2 separate regions of the Mus musculus genome follow, and region 2 is linked to region 1. The links are chromatin loops, found by intact Hi-C in ENCODE. Cell type or tissue: gastrocnemius. All regions are shown on one strand. Links, peaks and the distances in the headings refer to the core of each region. The heading gives the core; the rest is flanking DNA.

What was found. Hi-C counts contacts between places; a loop is a spot of excess contacts. Peaks named below come from ENCODE experiments on the same cell type or tissue, not always from the same donor. Only the 100,000 strongest peaks of a DNase experiment are listed, where the experiment ranks them.
Region 2: a loop joins it to region 1, with 2.3 times the contacts of the local background. A loop is called at or near these places in 2 of 42 quality-filtered maps.

What each region holds. Positions count from the first base shown.
Region 1 is chr3:51,838,915-51,841,830 of GRCm38, forward strand. All of the region lies in intron 2 of Maml3 (mastermind like transcriptional coactivator 3), which reads right to left. Among named protein-coding and RNA genes, the nearest start is that of Gm46803, 130 kb to the left of the region's middle. In gastrocnemius, for the core only: a CTCF peak has its summit at 1,671 (motif pointing right); no DNase peak of the experiment used is centred there; H3K27ac peaks cover 503 bases.
Region 2 is chr3:51,893,636-51,896,551 of GRCm38, forward strand. All of the region lies in intron 1 of Maml3 (mastermind like transcriptional coactivator 3), which reads right to left. Among named protein-coding and RNA genes, the nearest start is that of Gm46803, 190 kb to the left of the region's middle. In gastrocnemius, for the core only: a CTCF peak has its summit at 1,102 (motif pointing left); a DNase peak (open chromatin) is centred at 1,056.

The DNA.
Region 1 (2,916 bases), core at 305-2,804:
CTTTCTCAGACAAGGAAATGAACAGAACATTAACGAATTCTCCTTCTGGTTACACTTTAGATGCCAGCTGTGGCTAATTATCTATCATATTAACAGGGCACGTCTTTGTGTGAAAGATTACTGATAACATATCTATTTATTTAAACCACCTTTGAATTTTCACCCAACTAGGTGAAGTTTGTCAACTCCAGATGACAATGTTCTTGTACTAATCTTTCCTATCACATCGCACACATACACTTAATCCAAAGGACAGCTTGCTTTTTCCACTCAGAGCTGTGCAAAAGCAGAGCCCTTGGACTTCATTGTTAAAGCTACTGGGTGGGGATGTGTCTTAGTGCAACAGTATTTGCCTACATGGCAAAAGCTCTCAGTTTGACCCCTGGCACTGAAAAAGAAAAAAATAATCATTGTATCTCAGATGACATGTCATTCTTGACTATAAATAGGGGTTTGCATGCTGCTATCATTTTATACAATCTTTTAAATCCAGCTCGTAGGAGAGGAGAAATGTCTTAAGGGCAGGGGCCATGCCTTTTGCTTCCTCAGTGACGACTGCAGTGATGTGAACACAGCTGGGTGTGCAGTTAGGTGGCTCCTGGAGGAATGTTACTAGGTGATTCATATGTGAAGAAGAAATGGACCCGAGGGCTCTGAGGCGTTGTTAAGAATAAACACAAATGTGGAGAGAAATGAGTGTGCGGATAGTGGCCCCAGAAAGATCCAGAAGCAGGAAGTTACCATGTAAGTAAGAGGCACAGCTGAGTTGGAGCCTGTCAAGCAGAGGACAAGGGGCAGAGACAACAAATACCTTTAAAAAATGATAAGGCAAAGGAAAAGATTTTAAAGAGGAAACAGAAAAATCCTGTCAATGACTTGGATTTAGAGTGACTAACAGACAAAGGTCCTCTCTGGGTGTCACATTTAGCCATAGAACTATATTTTGTACTGTGAGGCATACAGTATTCAGCCTGATTATCAGCCTTGAGGCTGCTAAAGGGAAGGGAGAGAAATGCCCAGTACAGCCAGGTGGGGCACACATCTTTAATTCCAGAGGCAGAGGCAGAGGCAGGAGGATCTCTGAAATGGACGCTGGTGTGGTTTACAGAGTGAGTTCCATGACAAAAAGCAACCAGCCAACCAACCAACCAAAAAATCAGAGAGAGGGGAGGAAGGGAGGGAGGGAGGGAGGGAGGGAGGGAGAGAGAGAGAGAGAGAGAGAGAGAGAGAGAGAGAGAGAGAGATATGTCTTGTGTCTCATAGGCTTGGAATCAACGGTCCTCCTCAAGCCAAGAACGTCGTCTGTAACAGCACATTCTCACCACTGCCGGCTCAGCTCTCCCCTTCCTGAACCCTCCCTTACCAAGACCACTTTATGAAATGTCAAAAGCCACTCGCAGCAATTATGGTGTCCACAAATATGTTCACAGATTCTTGACATTCTCTTCTGAAGAGAGGGTCTAATCGTCCTTCCCTAGAGAGTAACTGGACTTCATTCTCTTGCAGCTAACGTATGGAATAATGAAGAAAGTGAAGGTCCGGGGCCGTGATAGGTTCTCATGATAGGCACTGAGGCCTCCACCCCGATCTACCCTCATTTATCCTCTTGAGAGAAGTCTGCGCCACGACTGGAGAGCAGCCAGGGTAGCAGCACACTGAGGCCACCTGAAGGCGCTATTAACAGAGCAGATACTCCAACCCCAGTGGAGCCAAGAGGTGAACTCAGCCTCAATGACTGAGTGCAACCTGAGAGGACCTTGGGATGTCCTGAGTGTAACTCAAGAGGTCAGGGCCAGGAACTGTCAGTCATTCTATTCCTGGACTCCTTTACCCTGGAAGCTGGTAAGTTTGCAATATAACTTGTTACACAGCCATTCATAAATAACATGAGAATTTTTCCAACATAGCTCTTTTATTTTTAGCTTTAATTTTAGATACTTTTAAAAAGTACTTTAAAGAAACACAAAACGAAACACCCTACTATTCAAAATGCTTTATAGACACAAGGACGTAACGATTCTAATACGACTATTATTATTTGTTTTCTAGATAAAAACCTCAAGTTTGGAGAGGATCTGTAACCTGCTTATAGTCTGGTCCAAGAGATGATGAAGTGTCAAGGTCTGGAGCAGGGGGTTTGTTCTGGCTTCCAAGTGGCTCCAGATTCCAGGCTATGTCACCTGCCTACCAAGGTAGGGTCTTCTCTCTCTCAGGCTAGGCCACACCAGGAGGTTCCCAAGTTATTAGAAGGGTGACAGGGAGGGAACCCCTCCTCCAAAACCAGCCTCTAGTGGTTTGGAGAAATTGTGTTTATTCACGAGTTTCTCTCACTAGACGGCCAATTTAACACTCTGCCAACTGGCCAATTATTCCCGTTCATGTAGAGCTAAGTGGATGCTCCTCCAGCTGCACACCTTTCCTGCTCAACATAATTAATGAAGCTCATCAGGACCCTGGAAAACAAGCCCAGCTCACCAGCCCCTCTCACTGATGTGTTAATAGGGGGTCAGGTGTTCCCGACCCCACTACTGGATGTTTATGCCGCCCTAAGGCTGCTCACAAATGCTATGTGTTGGTGACAGGGTGTGGGCAGCCAGGTTACTGGACACACTTGGGGTTGCGCAAGGATCTGAAGGGAGGCCAATGTCAGCTCAGGTAAATTAGGATGACGGGGGTGGGGTGGGGGGGCACACACTGGCTGGGTGGAGGGTGGTGGGGAACGATAGATCATTCCGGTTCAGGATGACAGTCTCTAAGGGGTTAACGTATTAGAGCTCTCGGACTGCCAACAAAACATTTTCACGTTGCTTCACCTCTGCCGCTGAACACTGCTTTCCTGATCACAGAGCAGATGTTTTTGTCGTGGTCCTACATCTCGCTGTCCATCACAGAGGCTGCCACCCACCGGAGGCTGCT
Region 2 (2,916 bases), core at 106-2,605, 55 kb after region 1:
CTTTGCTACATTCTACTTTTCTGTATACTTAAACATATTCAAAGTGAAAAAAAGAGTTTTCAAAAGTATGATAAGTATGGGGAAGAAAACACCTAAGGGTGGAGGAAGCAATGCATCATGGTCCAGTCATGGACCACAGTCCAGAAATGGAGAACCTGGAGCATCCTCATTGGATGTTCCGATGTGAGGAGAAGAGGTTGGGGGAGAACAAGAGCATCAATTATGATCCAACGCAGAGGACATCACAGGATGCCAGGGAGGCCTACAGTGACAACACTCAGCTGGATACATCCTCATGTCAGGAGAGGACCAGTGGAGCCAGATCCACTGGCAGTGTAAGGTATAAGCTTCTGCTGACCCCATAGAAAGGACTTCTTGCATCTAGAAGCAAGTGGGAACACAGGATAGAAGACACAGCAAAGAATATTGGGTAGAAGGGATAATGATGAAATTGAGTGCTTGGCTTTTTTTTTTTTTTTAAACCAGGTAGTTTGCTCTTCTTTGGTTAAAGAAATAACTACATGACTAATTCCCATAGCCCTCCTTCAGAACAATTTTGTAAATGCTGTTCATTTTTTAACTTACAAAAAAGTTGCAAAACAGCTCAAAAGCTCTTTTTTTTTTTTTTTTGGTCCCTCCTGCAAGTTTCTCTAATGGTGTCTTACATAACCGTGGTTCAATTTTCAAGAACAGGAGATTAACTTTCACACATATTATTAATTAATCTATAGACCATAATAGAATTCGACTCTATTCTCCATCATTTTCTGTCTTGGGACCCTACTCAGGATTCTCCCACAGTGCCTGTGGTGGTTTTATTCTTCCCAGTCTCTTCCTATCTGCAAAAGCTGCTCAGTCCCTCTGGGTTGGCGTAGTGTCTTCACACAAGGGGAGTGAGGTTCTGCGTTGTCAGAAAAGCTCAGTGATGTTGTGTCCCTCTCAGTGTACTGCATCAAGGGACGTGTGATGTCAATGTGCCTTTCGCTGGGATGCTTCCCTCAAGCACACTTGGTTAAGTGGCTATGTGCCGGTGGCCCTACTATACAAAGTCACCGCCCTTCCCTCTGAGGATGAGCCCATGTCTCTTTCCACTGCTGCCCCCTGTTGGAGCTTCTGTGCGTGCATCCTGTTCCTTATGATGGTGCCTGCCTCACGGAGACCCTGATTCTCATGCTGCTTCCATAGTTACCATTTGGAGTTCTACTTAAGAAAGAGTTGCTTGTTTCTCCTCGGCAAAATTATTTATACCAAGACAGACTGTGAGTATTTATTTGCTCTTATGGTTTACCACTCAATGCTGCCATATTTTCTTTAGGTGGGGCAAGCAGTGCTGAGAGAAAACCCAAGGTCTCATATAAACAAGGACACGAAGCTGTGTCTCCAGACTTTGGGCTGTGCAACAGGGCCTTCTAGACCACACAGGCTTCATAGTCAATAAGCTCCTGCCTCCGCCTCTTAATGCTAGGATTATAGGTGTGTGGAACCACAGTCATACAGCAATACTAAATTTCCATTAGGGTAGAAAACTACTCAAAAGCAAACCTTTCTAAGTGGTTATGAAATTGAATTTACCCATGATTGTGATTAGCCATCACGACTGACAGTCACCTCTCAGTGGTCTCTTCTTGGATAGTTGATAGATAGCACTGTTGAAATTAGGAATTGTCCACATTTTGTCCATTATCACTCAACAGTTATTAAAACGTCCACAAAACTTAAGCCACCATAGAGTTTCTAGATCACTGTGTTAGCACAAAGCCATTGCAACAACTTTATTCATGTAGATTCGATTGTTTATCTTAAGAACAGCTTAAACTCAAAGAAACTTAGCGTTCACGCAACCATTGACAACACTTACTGCTTAGTGCTTTGTTTATAGGCAATGGCTAGGCTGCCTGTAGAATAATCACCTTTCAGATTCAAGAAGCAACCAAGAACTGATTGCTATGCCTCCGGCTGTGTTTGTGATATTCTTATTGGGTATAAAAGTGAAAGGTGGACTGGGGACATAGCTCAGGTCGAAGGGTGCTTGTCTAACATGCAGTAAGACCTAGGCTTAATCCCCACCATTGTATAAACTGAGCATGTTGTTATACACCTGCAGTCCTAGTACTCAGGAGGTGGAGTCAGAAGGATCATCCTCTATCCACTACATAGTGAATTAGAGACCAGTCTGGGATACATGAGATTCTTCCACAAAACAAACAAACATACAAACAAACAACAACAAATGGAAGAGAGAAAGAAATAAAGAAAGAACAAGCAAGCAAAGAGCTATGATTTTCTTTGCACTCAGCCATGCTGGTAGACAATAGGAAAGGCGTGTGTGTGTGGGTAAGGAAAAAGTAGCACTCTCTACATTAGGATGGATGACTTTGGAGATGACTCAGGGGCTGCTGGGAATCCAGCATGGATGGACAGCTTTCCCAGTCAAGGAACCCAGGCAGAAGCAGGCAGGGTCCACAAAATCACGTCTCTGTCCTTCAGACAGGTGAGTGAGCATCAAGCATCATTTCAGACAAAGTGTCCCTTGCTACCCAGGGGCTCTCTCTGAATGAAGCTGCTGAAATGGTTCCTACAACAGACATTCTTCCAGCAAAATCAGATCATTGCAATCGTAAGCAAAGCAAAAAAAACGCAATTGAATTATGCTCTTCAGGATATGAAAGTACCGCATGGAAGATGGCGACTGGCTACTCTTTTTCTTCAGGGAAGTCAAAAGGGTCACACTGGAGAACAGGTTTCAGTCCTCACAAAGAAAATCCTGGTGATCGCTGAAGTTGTTCACTGTCAGAATCACTTCCAGGCAGTTAGAGGGGGTTGAACTGTGGTGAGCACACAGATATTCTGAGGAAGGCTGCCCCCACCTCACTAAGTATCAAGACAAGGAGAGGCTGGAAAATAACTATTCCCTGC